Linked DNA regions of Mus musculus: region 2 is linked to region 1. A link is a loop called in an ENCODE intact Hi-C map of the cell type or tissue named here. Cell type or tissue: heart. All regions are shown on one strand. Links, peaks and the distances in the headings refer to the core of each region. The heading gives the core; the rest is flanking DNA. Region 1 has its middle 150 kb from the start of Gm26435. Region 2 has its middle 28 kb from the start of Gm26435.

Evidence for each region. Peaks named below come from ENCODE experiments on the same cell type or tissue, not always from the same donor. Only the 100,000 strongest peaks of a DNase experiment are listed, where the experiment ranks them.
Region 2: it touches region 1 in a loop (2.7-fold over the local background); 5 of 42 quality-filtered maps call a loop at or near these places.

What each region holds. Positions count from the first base shown.
Region 1 is chr9:30,135,064-30,143,398 of GRCm38, reverse strand. No RefSeq gene overlaps it. Among named protein-coding and RNA genes, the nearest start is that of Gm26435, 150 kb to the left of the region's middle. In heart, for the core only: a CTCF peak has its summit at 5,257 (motif pointing right); DNase peaks (open chromatin) are centred at 3,038, 5,348 and 5,648; H3K4me3 peaks cover 577 bases; H3K27ac peaks cover 854 bases; H3K27me3 peaks cover 484 bases.
Region 2 is chr9:30,260,189-30,268,523 of GRCm38, reverse strand. No RefSeq gene overlaps it. Among named protein-coding and RNA genes, the nearest start is that of Gm26435, 28 kb to the left of the region's middle. In heart, for the core only: a CTCF peak has its summit at 3,516 (motif pointing right); no DNase peak of the experiment used is centred there.

The sequences.
Region 1 (8,335 bases), core at 312-8,311:
CTAGCTCCAGTATCTTCGTGTCGTGTCCTCAAGCCGCATGCCCAGCTATTGTACTTCCGTGCGGACACCTCACGAGTTACTGACAGCAGCGCAGCATCCTGTGCCTTCTGTTCCTCACTGATTTCCCACAGCTTTTCTACCCTACAACTGTCATCTTTGGCTTTCCTTTTAAGACTCTGCTCTTTATTTTACAAGGTGTTAAAAATGGGGAGGAGGGGGTGGGTGGGTGGATCTCAGCTCCATTAAGGAACTGTGAAGTAGGCTTGCTTGGAGCAACACCTACCCATTCTCAACCCTGCCCTAAGTTCAAGTTTTGAACCCAGAGGGCACAGCCAAGCCATTCCAACCTGCTCCTTGCCTGGTCCTTGTTGCTCAGCTTTTGGTTCGACTCTCTTAGTTATCTGCAATTTTCTGACCTGTAGGTAGCACTCTCCAGGTGTGCCGGGCCTCCATGATCCTATAGATGGAGCCTTTGGTGTGTGAGTCAAGGAACCCTGCAAAGGGCACAACTATGAACAAGCTGGGGGCAGAAGGAGGGGGCTCATATACACTTTCATGGTGCTCGTTGAGCTTCAAGCATTTCCAACATCAACTCAACTGTTAATCTGCCTTGTCTTTGAACACTTTCTTCCATGCCCTTAGTTGACTCAGTTTCTAGTTTCTCCCTGCTGTCCTTAGAAATGGATGAAACACTAGCAGGGTGATTTTTCCACGAGTTTTCAAGCTCCTTTGGAGATCAGGAGCCTGCTCCTGTTGATGCTTAAGTTGATAGCAAGGCACAGAGGAAGCAAGAATGTGCTCACCCCCTAGAACAAGGCAAATTTTTCCAATTTACCAGGTTGCTCCACCATTCCTAAGTAATTCACGTGAGGAAGGACTGACATCTGTTAGGACCCACTATGTGCCACATGCTATGGGCCGTTGCTTCATTTTTCTTTGTGGTGCTGTAGATGTGTTTGCTTGGTCTATGTTCTACCACTAGGCTATATCTATATCCTCCAGGGAAGTGTTTTTATGCTTTCTAGGAGATGAGAAAAGGCTTAATTAGACAAATTAAGGTAGCTTAGATGACAGATTTCAGATTTTCCATTCAGACTCCCATTTCTCTGGCTATAAAACCACTTGCATTTCCCAAACTTTATGACAGCTCTCAGGGACCTGCCACAAGTAAGTTTCTGTTTGTTTGTTTGTTTGTTTGTTTGTTTGTTTTGGGGGTAGGGGCTGGGGAGAGGGAGTTCTGTTTGCCAGGAGCAAGTACCCTTTATAATTTCTCTGGTGTTTTCCAATCTCAAGGGGATTTGTCCCTTTCCTGTGCAGAGGCTGTCTGACCCTGGTGAATAATATAATAATATCTCTTTGAAGTGTCTGATTTAACCAAACAGCTTCTGACTGAGTTCCAGCCTCACCATTGTATGGTGTCTATTTTCTCGCAGAGCTTGCAGTCTGTTACATAGGACAAGTCCTCCTGTCTTGGATGACTCTGTGCATTCATTTCAATTGGGAGAACTCACAATGGCTGCTTTAAAATAGTTTCCTTTCCCAAACACTCCCTCTGAGCAGGCCCACCCTCTTCTCTCTTGTTAAAATGATACTAACTTGGCTTTTCAGCCATATAAAGGTTTTATATGATCTATTATGGGATGCTTTAATTATTGTTGTTTATTTATTATGATTGTCTTTGAATTGCCACTGAGAGCCAATGGTGACTTGGCAAAGGCCATGAAAAGGCAACATGACAGTAGTTTTATTGACTAGGCAGTAGGCCTGGATTGTAAAGTGGAAGCCATGAAGCAGATGAAGGCAAAGGAGCATCTTCTAGACTAGGGTGATTTCCTTGGCTCAGTCATTTTTTTCTATACGAGCAAGTGCTCTTGGATGGAAGCTGCTAAGAACTTTCTCAAGTCTTTCATAGCACTGGGTAGGATTGGCTTAAAGAAAACATGCTGTACTTCCTACACAAGAATAGCACCAAGCCCACTCCCTGTGTGCTTTCCAGAAATGATGCTGGCTCTGCTAGGATCCAGCTATACACCCACTCGACCAATCCCCACTGTGATCTTGGCCAAGGACCTAGTGAAATGAGATGCCCTATAAGGCCATTTCTATTCTCCACTTGGCCCCACATTCTAAGCGGCATTGCCTCATAGGACATAGGACTGTAGAAGTCAATGCTCTGCAAAGAATCTTGCTTGAAATTTGGTGTACTTGACCATCATGATTCAGACAACAACAATGAGTTTTAAAGACTTCAGTCTTATGCTGACTACACCTAACTCAGCATCTTCTTTGGAGAATGGGGCTTGGGAGGAGACAAGAGTTGCGGCATGGGATTTTCAGATCTAGTTTCTATCTTTGTAGAACTCAGAGTCATGTGGGGAGAAACAGGTGCATAGACAATCAGAAATATCCCCTGACAAGTGTTCAAAATTTGACTGCACCCTCCTCTATGCTTTGATAATGTGACATCATTAACAAATGGTCTATGATAATATTCTGAGGCACAGAAACAAAATGTCTGTGCATCTCTTGCTGGGGGAAATCATGTGTTTGTCATCAGGAATGAAGAACGGACAATCAGCTCTTTGAGGGCGGGATCTCTCCATTTGTTCATCTCTTTTTCTTTTGCACTGCTTGCTCATGTGTCTCTTTAGACAGTGAAGCCTTCCCCTTTTCCCTTCAGTGCTGTAGACTTTGATGAAAATGATAGTGTGGGGGGTGGGGGGAAGAAAATCAGATCTGCCACAAAGGATGAAAACCTCACTGACAGAGAGGACAGTGAGGAGGGAAGACAGAGTAGTAGTCTTGGATGGGCAGATTGCCAGCCCTGGTGGGAAGAGAGCAGCGTCTTGGAAACAGGACTGGGCCCCTGAGCAGAATGCTGTGGTGATGGGGAGAACCAGTCCAGGGTCTGATCTATGGAGGAAGAGAGGAAGCTGGCCTTCTGTGTGCAGAATGGCCAGGAGCCAGGCCAGCACGGGGAATCTTCAAGGGGATAAATACTCAGAGATTTCCAACCCTTTTGGGACAAGTGCCAGGGAAAGAGGCCAAGATTCCAGGGAACACAGCCAGGATGGGGTTATTATAATCCCTAGGAGGATTCATTTGCCAACTACTAAAGCAAACGCAAGCAGCACCCTGAAATGGAGACTAGCTATTTTGGAGCAATTAGCCATTGGTGCCTGCTGCTGCCTTTGGAGAAAATCCAGTAGCCAGAGGGGGAGTGAGGAAGGCAGGAAGTCCTGTTGGCTGTAGAGCGATGCTCTCCTTAGTACCTTTCCTCACCTGAAACATCTGACTATACAGTCTTGGCCTAGGCTTCCAGGTCCTGGGCTGATGCTTCCAGGTGCCCTCAGGATGACAGGGAGCCACAGAGCTATTGAAGAGCCTGGAGCTGACCACAAGCATAACGCCCAGGCCAAGCCAGGCCAGATGACTCTTTTCTTCAGTGTTCAGCCCTGTCTTGGGGACGCTTTAAGACATCTGCCTTTGAGGGACAAGAAATGATCAGCTATTGTAAAATTTTCTTGTATCTATGCATAGCTTTTTTTTTTCTGGTAAGAATTTTCAAATAGTTATCAGAATTTTGAGGGTCTAGCCACTCCCCATTTAAAAAAAATTACTGGATTGTCCCATCCTTAGACAAAGAAAGTCTAAAGAAGTCTTTACTACACCCATTCCTATTAGTGCTGTCAAAGGTAGAGTTCATCTCATTTTTTTTTAAAGATAATACAGTTAGAATCTTGACACTGCCAGGCACCCCCCACAATGGAGAAATGGAGATGTGGCTCATCTACAGCCCCTAAACAAGGCTGGCTAGCATCTCAATATGATCTTGCTCAAAGTAAAGAAGAGATTCACTTCACTGCGCCATTTTCCAGGTGTGTTATGATAGAGCCATCGAGGCAGGTCAGCACCTCCTAGCCCGAATGGGAATCTGAACTTCCCTTTGAGGGTTCTTCATGGCTCTCTGTTAGAACTTCAAGGAGGTACGTGCTCCAGCAAGCTCTATGATGGATGCTGAAAGGGAGTGAGAGAAGAGACAGCAGAATTTCATGGAGAAGTTTAGGTAGCTGATCCCTGTAGGGCTTTACCATGGAAGCAACCTCTTCAGAGATCAAAGAACTAACAGAGTTTCCTTTGCTCTGGCATCAGATACATAGGAGCAAGGAGACTTTCATCTCCAAGGTGGATGCTGGATGCTGGATGCTGGATGCTGGATGCTGGATGCTGGATGCTGGATGCTGGATGCTGGACACTGGATCTTTCTGAGTGCTGTGAGGTTTCTCTGAAAAGATAAAGATAGAGATCTGAGGAAGGGAGAAAGGCTTTGTGTATCGTTGTGGTTTGCCCAGTCACAGGTAGCTGTGTATTTTTTTTTCACTTTCTCATTTGTGCTTCCTGAGTTCTACACTAAGATGTCAGGATTTCTGAAGTACATAGCTGGTGGAAGGCAATACCAGTTTGTTTTAAACCTGTTTTCTTCAAACTCTGACTGAGATGAGTTATCTGCCTGGGGATGCTCACCCCCTCCCATCCCCCACCCCCAGAGGTCCCTTACCCTGCAAGTTAGGTAACAATCAGTCATATCTACATGTTTGTTCGTGGAGTTATTGGAGATTGAACCTAGGAACTCCAGATGATGTGCTCTGTCTCTGAGCTGTGCACAGCTCAGCCCTGTCCATCTGCTCCTTGTTGTGTGTGAACCTTGCTCTCTGCCCCTCCCTCTGCTTCTAGGGGCTGGGTGGGCTCCTTCCTCCAGTGTACTTGACACAGGACCCCTGAGTCTGTCATAGATTGGGCATTACTGGGCTAAGTCAAGTAATTCCTCTTGTGCTGATCTCCTTCTCAATATTCTTTTCCCACAAGACTCTTAGCAATTGTATGGAGACTGTGAATGCTCATAGGCTGTGCAAGAAACAGTCGGGAGGTTGCTGTTCTGTGCTCTCGAAGTGAGATGCTTATCACATTATATGGTTTCGGGGTTATCTGTTTGTTGGGTAGATATGGAGATATGCTTGATCCTCCCCAGGGTCACCTCTGGTACATTCTCTGACAGATTCCTAACCAGAGTAAGACTCTGACCTAAGATCATGTCTAAGACTATTACCTACTGATGCTGGGGCCGCGAGAAGCTGTCAAAGTAGCTTTGTTCACCCACGTTCAGGTGCCAGATGCTGGCAGGTTAGTGGAGGGGGTGGGACAACTCAGCCTAAGCCAGAGAACCCAGGCTCCCTCCCTGCGCTGCCTCCACCAGCCAGCAGGGGGCCTCAACTAATGAGAGGGTTCCTGTTGGCAGGCAAAGCTGAGCCCTGCTGCTCTTAGGGCCAGGTGCTGACAGCGCGCAGGACCAGAGCCAAAGGGGAAGGACTGTGATCCAGAGAGGAGGCTGGCGCACCACAAAGAGGCCTGAGAGGCTAACAGGAAGTTTGTAGCCAGCACAGGAGCAATCTGCCGTCCTCTATAGCGAGGTGCGGGCCTGGCTTGCTGATACTTCCCGGCTCCATCTGAACATCTTGATTTGCTGCTAATTGAGCAGCCTGACACTAGCAGCAGCATCATGTGATCCATAGACAGCCGAGACCAGAGACTGCTCCCCTGGCTCACTGGAAAGCCAGGACCAACTGCAAGCTGGTGGTGCCAAGGAGAGCTGCCTGGGCAGGGCCTCCAGTGAGTGGAAATCTCAGGCCTTGGCGGCTAGCCTGACCAAGGCTTGGCTCCCTCTTCAGTTCCACCAGAGCTCTCCAGCTGGCTGGTCTGATCTTCGGAGACACAATGGTGATCAGGGCATCAACGTGATGCCGCTTAGCCTAGGTTTACTCATAGGTTATCTATCTGGCATAATGTCTGTGCAGCTTTACGGGTGGGCGTGGCTTCCTCATTTTATGAATTATGAAGACTAGACCTCCCGCAGGAGAGGTTGCCAGGTAACAAAGTAGTAAAGCTGGGATGTGACTTCAGTGACATTTGACTGTGGAGTCAGCTTGACAGCTTCTGACATAGTATTGACTAAAAGACCACGTCCTGACCCCACGCCCATGTCCTCCTGCGCTTAGCCTAAGCTTCATCTCTGTTGTCATGGAGAGCCCCATCTCCTTCTTAAGACTGAAATATTCCATTGTGTGCAGGTGCTTCAGTTTCTCTAGCCACTCACCCAACCGTTGATATTTACAATGCTCAGTGTCTTGGATATTTAGGATAACATTGCTTGTACCCAGGCGGTCCTTACTTCAACTCTTTTAGGAGAAATGCCCAGAACTGGGTTTGCTCACTGGATGGTTACGTCTCCAGGTAAATGGGGTGTGTGAAAGCCTCATACACATGGAGAACAAAGAGCAGAATGGTGATTTCCAAGGTGGAGGAAGAGGTGGATGACGTCAGGTATCCACGATGAATAAGAACCAGAGGTCTGTCTTGGCTCGCAGTGCCTTCAGATCATGATAGCGTGTTTCCACCTTGACAGTCTGCTAAGGAGGTGGATTGCGCATGGATTGTCCCTTCCACAACAAATAACAGTTTTAAAAAAAGGAAAGATGGAAGGAAGGAGTACAGAATGGCCCCTCAGTCGCGCCATTCACAGATTTCCTTAAGCTTTTTCATTCTAAATATAAGGAGGAAAGATTTAGAGCCCTGAAGTAGTAATTATACCATACACATCCAGTGCTTTGCAGTCTACAAACATGCTTTTTGCATCTCATCCCTCTGGTGATCACAAGTGTTTTCATGAGGGAAGTGCTTCGCCATCCTTCAGAGGAACATAAGCTGCATTTTAACAGTCAGGAGGGTCCCCGGATGGCCAGGACAAAGCAGGTCAGATCCAAGCAGTTAGGAGGCTCCCCTGGAGAGGCAGCCTGTGTCCCAAGTTGGAAGCCACCCAAGTGCTCTTGTGGTACCATTGCAATTGGAGCTGGGATGAGACCCCCATTTGGTCTTGGCCTTTGCTCTCAAATTAAACTCCTTGCTCCCCAAATTTGACTTGGTAGGAACTGACAAGTCTGCTCCAATCTCTGCGCTTGCTTCTGTGGTGTCATTCTTCAAATCCATTTGTTTCCTTATTGGATTAAGCCAGGGGACTGAAGCAGTGTGTGGATGCTTTGAGGTGGCATGGGTATCTCTCTCTCTCTCAGTATCTCTCTCTCCCTTCCTCTCTCTTTCTTGCTCCCTCCCTCCCTCTCTCCCTTTCTCCCCCTTCCCTCTGGCAGTGCTGAGAAGAGACAGGCAGGGCACACAGGTGAGGCAGAGCATTCATCCCTGCAGAGGAGAAGATGAGCAGGGACACAGGAATGAAGGAAAAGGTCTAAAGTCTCACTTAAAAAAAAAAAAAAAACAAAACTGAAAGTAAAAAAAAAAAAATCAATCCATGACCTTAAAGAAGTTTATGAATTCCTAGCTTAGGAATCAATGCACATTGATTTTTGGACCTCTGCATGGGCTGCCCATGTACACTATCAAGTGATGAAAGCTGTATTTTGTTGGGCTTCTAGTGGGGATAAGCAGGTGCCATTTCTACCAGTTTGCTAAGAGTAGATTGCTAAGAGAACTGAAAACAACAAGGAAAGAAGGAAGGGAGGGAGAGAAGAAGGGAGGGGAGGAAGGAGGGAGAAAGAAAAAAAGGGAGGAAGGAAAACGGGAGTGCTGGTCTTAGTATAGAACCCGAGGCTTCTGTCTGTGACTAAGTCAGCATTCTAGATATGGGTAGTGATAAAATATCACTCATTCCTGCAGGCTGCAATCTGGCCCTGTCCCCTAGATCATCATTTCCATAGCCCCAAGCTCCTCCCCCACTCAATGCCCTTCCTAGAGTTGTTTGGGAAGCAGAGATTTGTAGGGTAGGGACTGCTAAGAGAAAGAATGGAGAGTCTTGGGAATCCGATAGACTCAAGAGCTATCATGTGAAGACACCATACCAAGTCTCAATAGAACAGTATTCCCTATGAAATATACTTTTCCAAGTGTCACTCCACTGGACTACTAAAACTGAAGCCAGTCAGCATACGTATTCTCTTTCTCACTCACAGATAAAGGAGCGCGTGCTAAGAAAACCCACAATTTGCTTAGGACAAGTTGGGAGGAATGGCGTCAGTCTGACACCTTGCTCTTTGCCTCTCATCCCTAGTCTATTCTAGAGCGGGTTTTTTGAGTATCCAGAGGACAGAACAGCTCTGTTGAGATCCATCCTGTGGGATAAGGGAGAATAGCACTTCATGAATAGAGGACATGTATATGCATGTGCAAGAAATACTTGATAGACTGAGTTGGGGGGGGGAGGGGAGACTGTGCAAGCACGCCAAGGGGAGGGACACTGGGGTGGAGATGCAAAACAGCTTCTGAGATCCGG
Region 2 (8,335 bases), core at 68-8,067, 130 kb before region 1:
AAATAGTCAAGAAACATTTCTATTACTGTCTTATATTTGAGACAGTGTTTTAAAATTCTTTTAAAAGTTCATTCTAATGACTTGTAATTGTTTTCTGCTTCCTGATAAGGTGTGAAGGTCTCTAATGGCTGTCAACAGTGTCATGTGGAGTGATTTAATTAGCACTTACCATTCTCTTATTGGCTGGCCTATATTTGGTCCAACACAGAGTCCAACTTTTAAACCATGCAAAGGGACAAGAAGAGGTGAAAGAGAGTTACATTAGATAAGCTTTCACTTAAGTGATGTTTGTTTGGGGGAAAATGTCACCACATTATCATCCAATACACAGGCTACTGTATGGGCTTTGACCTCTCTTCTCTTACTTTGAGATGGCCCCACTTGTGGACCAGTTCAACCTTCCCCCATGCTTGTTATGAGATTCACCAGAAGGAGAAGGAAGACAGCAGCTGAAGCTGGCTTTTGTGGTTTATGAGACAAACTAAGTGGCCAAATCAGCTCAAGACCATCTACAAAGAGACAAAAGCTTCCGAACCACATCATTGTTCACTTAATGTTTAATTAAATCCGTTCCAGCAACTATGCTGGCTTTAGGTTGAATTTATCGTCAGCTAATGTTAGAGTTTTATGCAGTCTATCTACATTTTATGGCACATTGGGGTCTCTTGTATAATCAACACGTACAATACACTTATGCCCATTTTATGTGAGCTGGAGCACAATTTTACTATTTTAAATGATTATAGAAGTTTATAGTTAAGTGTCTGCTCTTACATCATGTTGTTAGTGACGTCTGTGATTTATCAGATGCCAAGTTCTTGATGTGGAACACAATTCTCAATTATAGCAATCTTCCTACAGCAAAAATGGTATCTGATTCTTTACAATTCACTCTCAAGGGTGAGATTTTCAGAAATGGAATTAGAAAATGAGGTAAATGAATGCATTTTCACTAGAGGGAAATTTTGTTTTCGTTTTAAAAATATATGTTTTATAGTATATATATGTATAGATACACAATATATATATCATACATATATGATAAATATGTGTATATATACACATGTGTGTATATGTATACTAAACATATACATATGGTTATATGTGTATATATACCCTAAACATATTATGTTTATATACGTTTAGTGTTTATATATATATATATGTATATATGTATATATGTATATATGTATATATGTATATATGTATATATGTATATATGTATATATGTTTAGTATATATAATATGTATGTTTATATATATGTTTAGTACACACACACACACGCACACACACACACACACACACATACACACAGAAGAGATTCCTTTGCAAGGCAACAACAAAACAGAATTCAGGACAGAAAGCATGACGATGTCATCACCCAGAGAATGAGCTTCGTTGGTTTCCATGTCCTATCAGGATGTTCTTTATCTTTTTCAAAGTGTTCCCCCCTCAAATAATAGAGCAGAAAGGAATTTTGTGAATCTCCTGCCCAATTCTACATTGATATAAAGGACTGCAGGGTTTAGGTTCTGTCTAGAGATCCTGCCCTGAGGCTATAGAATTTGGGAAGATGGGAACCAGATTGGAACCAGGATCCAAGTTCAAGTCCAAGATGACTGTTAACTGTGCACATCCTCTTGTCTGTGACAGGGAAACAGTTGTCAAAGCAAGCAGGAGAAACCATTGCTAATCTGATAGCAGTCCCTGCCTTAGAAATTTCTCCCAGTACCACTATGTAGGTGTTTTGTTTAGATTCTATGGTCTTCCAATCAAACTGATTAAAGTCTTGGGACTTCTAAACCTCTTCTTAGACAGTGAGTTGCCAGAAGGAAAAGAAACGTAATCGATACCCTTGATTCTAAGATCTGCCCCTTGTGAGGGCTACCTGCTTATTCTCTCTAAACCTCCTAAGCCCAAGGCCTCCCATGCCCAGATTATCGGTTACTATACACTTATTTATGCTCCATCAGCCAATATCCTTCAGCAACAGTAGCAGTGGCCTTGATTTGTTTTCTAGTTTTACAGCTGTGTTGCTGGGAGAGGTAGATGGAACATTTAATTTGGCATTAAATTCTATTCTGGGGCCTCGTCCCCTGTGGCAAAGGTGATGTGGATGGTTTGCATTTATGATTTTGCTCAGTTCGACTCGTTTTTATGCCCAGGGAAAGTTTTTGCTGGAGCTCTCTTGCTTTTCTTGTAGTTTGATTCCTGATTTCACATAAAGCTGTTCATAGGGCGAAACAGCTTTGTATCCGCTGTCTCTTTGTACCCGGGCTACCGCTCTCCATCAGAACTGTTGCCAACACCCCGCTTCCTGCATACACCTGCAGAGGGGGTAGAGCATTTAAATTTTGAGCAGAGTTCTATTCTTGAGGGATGTGGTCTGTGTCAGGCAGACAGAGTGGGGAGACTTGGCAGCCAATCTGCCTGCCAGGCGAAGAGATATGCCCTGCTCTGCCTCTGCTCTGCCTCTCCGTTTTGCATTATTCTTCTGATTTCAGAGTGCAAGTCACAGGAGAGGGTCTACTTACACGCACTCCCTTCTTTATCCTTGAGTCACCTTGGGCAGGGCCAGCAAACAACTTGTTTTGCACGTTAGCATGGCAGCATCACAATGCGTGGAAGATTGTGATCCTCTCCCACAGGGAGGCTTTGCTGAGCCTGGGGGATTGCTGAGTAGCTGCTGCCCCCCAAACCTGTCAGCAGCTCCCATCTTTCCAAGACCCAGCAGTTCAGAATATCATCCACATACAATAAACAGTTCACCCTCAATTTCTTCCCTCTACCCAAACACTGACCACATTAACCCTGTCATCTTTTTTGCTTGGCCTCTGTCTAGTCTTTTTCCTTTCAGTGTCTTTGGCTAGTGGTGTGTGTGTGTATGTGTGTGTGTGTGTGTGTGTGTGTGTTTAAACAAATGTCAGAAGGAGAAAACAATGAAACATCTTCTTGGGGGGCTTGGTGGAGAGCTTCTGGAATAATCTCAGGCTTCTCTTCCGACTGCTTGTTTTTTCTAAGGTTTTTCCTTTTTCTAAGGTTTTTCCATAGTGATTTTTTCCCCATGTAGGCTGATACCTATATGAAGTGAGCTGTCTGGTAGAACCAAGACCCCTTTCTTTCATCAGTCTTTTTTTTTTTTCTTTCTTTCTTTTTTTTTTTTTTTTTGCATTCGTGACAGCAAAGGAATAACAGGAAGAAGGAAACTGCAATTAAATTGCTAACCCTACAAAGGGCAGGAGGCCGCAGACAAAGTTAATTAAATTGCAGAAGAAGAAGAAAAAAGAAGAATGAAGAAACAAAACAACCCAGCAATTAGCACCCATGCAGCAATTACTTTTATAATTCCTCTGTTAACGGGTATTCAGGATTACAAGTATTTCAGGACACGAAGAAGCAAGCATTGCCTCTATTCTACACACAGAACTTTCCTGCTGGGTACTCAGGTTTTGTACCACTGAGTTAGAAACCCCAGTATCTCCAGGCTAAGACGTTGTGAAGGTACTCCCAGAGTCTACCACTAGGTGGAACCCGTGCAATGCATATGTCCAGCCCCCAGGGGCTTTGGGCAGCTGTGAAGCCTGAGTCTCTGGGCTGGAGGGCAGCACATGAAGAGAGTGGTACTTTGTTAGGAGACTCCATTTCCCCTCTAGTTAGAGTCCAGCCGCTATTGCTCCCGCGCGCGCACACACACACACACACACACACACACACACACACACACATTCATTAGAAGTCTAGTTGTGCCCCATTGGTTGCCTTTGTTACTTCAGGGCATCTCTGACGTTGCTGGGAACCTCCCATTTTGGGGTGATACTTTGCCTTTCTCCACTTTATACAATTAGCGGTCTAATTGCCTGCCCACACTGAGCCCATGTGTGCTACTAATTATGATTTATTTAAAAGCTCCACTTTGGCATTCTTTGTTCTCCACTTCCTGGTGTTGAAGGGCTAAGGGAGAGATTTAAGTAGAAACTCTTCTGAATAGGTTTTAATTTCTTCTATATTCTCTAGACTCTTTCTGCCAGGTTTAAAATCCAGATAACTTATGTATCCTAGCATCCTGCTCGTCACTTCTCTCTCCAGCAGCAAAAGGCACCAGGAGGGTGTGGCTGCAGTACCTGGAAGGAAGGAACGTCTAACATTTTAGTTTTCTATTAGTGTATTCAAGGTTAAACCCATACATGCAACTGCTTTCTGTAGATCTCTACCAAATTATACAGTGGCAGTCCTACTGTGTGCATCATGGAGCCCCAAATTAGACAGTGGCAGTCCTACTGTGTGTAGAATGGGACCCAGATGCTTAGCTCCAGACTTGCCCTCTCTGTTATTTTATGTTTTCTCAGGCCCAAACCTGACAATCTCACTCTCCCAGTTGTACTGGATTTGGTCAATTTCACTTCCGCCTACTTTTCTGCCCACCATGTTTTATTTACTACTGCTGCTGTTGTTTTTTTATAATCCTGCCATTCTCACCTAAAGTGTGGTGGCAGTCCTTACATTCTACGGATCCAGACTCCTCCTGTTCCATGTGCTATGGTCCTCACCAGTGTCAAAGCCTCAAAGACTTCAGGACACCTGGCCACACCCCTTCCTGACACATTCTGCTCCTGTTCCCCAGGGTCCTCACCTCCAGGAGGTGGTTTCTACCCCACCCAGATGTTCAGCCCCTCGGGCCATGCTGCCACCAGGTCACACAGAATAGAAAATTTTTCTTGTCTGAAAAAAACAAACATTTTTTTCCATGCTTAAACTTGACCTGACCCTGAAAGGTCTATAACACCCCCTCCCCAGTGTTACTAAAGCCTCAGGAAATATCTCTGCCAGAGCCCTTTACATGGGTCCTTGAACTCACCTTTTCTTGTAAGTTTCCCAATAGAAGTTGTAAGCTCCACAGTGCTAACATGGGCCATTCAATCCCTCTGATACCCCCAGGTGAAGAGACTGGCACTCTTTCTTTCTCCCCCCACCTCTCTCTCTCTCTCTCTCTCTCTCTCTCTCTCTCTGTTATTTGTGAAGGGATAGAAGATAGGAGGGAGGGAGAAAGGGAGGAAGAAGAAGAAGAAAAAGAAGAAGAAGAAGAAGAAGAAGAAGAAGAAGAAGAAGAAGAAGAAGAAGAAAAGAGAGAGAGAGAAAGAGAGAGAGAGAGAGAGGACTCTGAGGCTCACAGCAGGTCCCTCATTCTCTCCCCTTTAGTTAATTATTATCTAAATGAAGACCCGCAGGGCACATGGCATTTTGCTTGAAGCCTGGGGGAAGCTCCCTACAAAGTGAAATATTCATAAAGTATACAGATGCTATACATGGTAAATACATACCCTGAAGGTGAGGAGACATTTGATAAAGAGGCTCTGGGCAAAGCATAGGACTCCTAATCAGAGCAGAGCCTTGGATTCTAGGAATACCTAAACCAAGGCTGGCATGTTGTTTCGGCATGGGAAAGTGCTGTGCTGTCCTTAGAAAAGGCTACTCAGTTGTGGAGTGTGCCTCGACAATCTTCCCCAGGTCCTCCTCCTCTGCAGTATCTGGCTCATCTGCAGGGCTGGCTCACCTCTGCTAGCTCCATCGCCAAGTGGCAGCACAGAGACCCAGCTCCACAGCTTGACCAAGGGAAAGGCTTTTGGGTAATGGCCATTCTAGAGCTCTTTGAAGGAGGATGACACTTCATCAGCAATACAATATAGCTCCCATTCTTCCCAGGCCTTCTTTCTCATTGCCTTTTCACAGCTATCGACCTCTTGGCTATACATCATGCCCTAAACTCCATGAGTCGTTTTTAAGAAACCCAATCTCTGGTGGCGCTAATCTGTGACGGTTCTAAGTTGTTGTCTGAGGTAAATTATTTCCTGACTGACACTAGGATCTCTCTGGTGGAGTGGACTCCAGAAGCCTATGGCACAGAGTGGGCTCTAGCAGCTGACACCTACATCCTCACTGGCAGAAGGGGAAGGTGCTCGTAGGTACAGTGTAACAGGCATTTGAAAGGCAGAGGGAATGTTAGCTCCAAGGATAGCAGATTGGATGGCGGTTGCTAAGGGTTATTGACACTCTACAAGATGAAAATAAACAGCTGAGAGTAATGGGCCACTATAGCCAGGTGTAGATGCCAGAGGGCATCTTTAGTTGCAGACACAGAAACTCAAGTCTTTGAGTGGAAGCTGAGAACGAAGCCTGTACATGCCAGGTGGAGGAGGAAAGCCTCAGTGACTTGCTAACTGCTCCAAATAAGCAGCTGCTACTCCAAGGACTAGACCCTGATTACACATCCCTGGAATCCGGACTGACTGGTTAGGCTGGGGAAACAAGGATTAGAAGACCTGGGACTTGGATTTCTAGGGTGGGGGTATTCAAATGGGTATATAGGAGCAATTCTATATGAAGGTCTTTTGGATATGTGTTACTATCTACCCATCTTCGAGCTCCAGTGAAGAGGAAACTACTTCAAAGACAAAAGAATGACTCACCAAGGAGATAGTAGGGATAGACATAGGAATGGAATGACCACAGTGTCAAAGACGAAGTCATGCACCGAGCCAAACAATACAGGGTCCCACTTATGAAGGCTTACTTGTGTTACTGCTTTGTTCAACCTGGCAATAACCGAGACAAGTACTATGATTCCTTGAGGAGGGCACCTGGGCACTGGTGACACATTCACTCGTACTAGGTCCTTTCTATCCTGAAAGAGCCCAGTTTTCAATTTCAGACACACAATAAAGGTGTGAGTTTGATGGACACTCTGGTCTCAGTCAACACTTCTATCAGAATCGCACATTTCATTGTGATAACCCTGCAAACCCAGCTTATGGTGAAGGTGGGATGACCAAAGGAATCAGGCTCATGTCTCATTACTAGTCACTGAACTCCCGGAACACTGGCGCAAGCCACATGAATCTTGGAAGTACTTGTTTAGGCCACATTATGACAGGTGGGCTGATATCCTCAAAGATGTCATACATTCTCCCTTCAAAAACTTTCACATGGAGTGGGGACAAGACTGGTTTCACTAGGATAGGCCTTGTGGAAATAGAAAAATCTGTGCAACTCCAGGATCTGCAGGTTTAGAGGCCTTGGTATTATTGGTTTTGCTTTCACCTTGGACTATGGCTGAATTTCCACTGAATTATAAGCTGCGGTTGCAGCCTTAGTACCTTGGGCACCTTGTGTTAATGAATTAATGGACAAGAAGAGGAGTGCCCTCTTTAGTGTATGTAAATCATCCTGTAATTAGAAGGGGGTGGGCTGTCAAGAACAATGGGTCAGAAGGCAATATACATGGGATTAAGTATTGCTGCCCTGTCTAATTGAAACTGCAAATAGACAGGTCCAACAAGAAAACTCCCAAATGTCACATGTTCACCAGCAAAGCACAGAACCTTCTTGGATTAGAGTCATATCAGACTATGTCTTTGTGACTTAGAGAGAGGTGGTAACTAAAGACATCTACATTGGGTTGTGGAGTATAGTTATTATGAGACTCAGTTGCAAATCGAGACCAACACACCATGATTGTTCTAGCAGCCTCTGTGTCCTATGCTTCTCTAGAAGACAGGTTGACCAGACTTCTGAATGCTACATGAATTCAAATGGAGAAATGGGTCCAAGTGGCAAAGAGACCTATGCTAGCTACAGGAGATGCAGATGTATAACCCAGCTCCTCTTCAAGACAACATCATCCAAGTAATGAGATAAGCAACTTTCTGTTTCATCTCTAGGGCAGGTCTCAGTTGAAAGAGTAACCTCATCGGAATCATGTTACTTCTGACATAGTCTGTTTCATAACAAGAAAGAGACATCATAATGGACTCACGCTGACCATTTGTGTCCAACACAAGAGAGCGTGGCAGACAATTAGCTTAAGCTTTGTTGATCCTGTATCATAGATCTTTTTCTGTCCTTTCTTACCTCAATTACCCTTCTCTCATAGTTGCTGATCTTTTATGGACGTCTTATGCTCCGAGTTTTAGTATCCAATCTGCTTCTAGAACACCAGCGTGAGGCACTTCCTATTAGTATGAGCCTTTTTTGCCTCTGGTGTGGAAGCTTCCAGATTCAATGGCCAGCACTGAGACTCAGGAGAAGATAGCCTACTTTCTCCTTCATGGGCCACTTTCCAGCTCCTGCCCAGGATAGAAATCCTGGGTAGGAAATAGACTATCTTTAGTTTCAAAGTGAAACTCTCCTATTAATCTTGACCACACATCTGCTCTTTGCCACATATCCATTTCTTCTCATAGATTCACTGTGATCCTTTCAGGGAATTGAAATTCAATTCAGCGAAGGAGCTTTAATCTAGTGTTCCTGTGATTGGAGCAGAAAATAGGAGTGAAACTT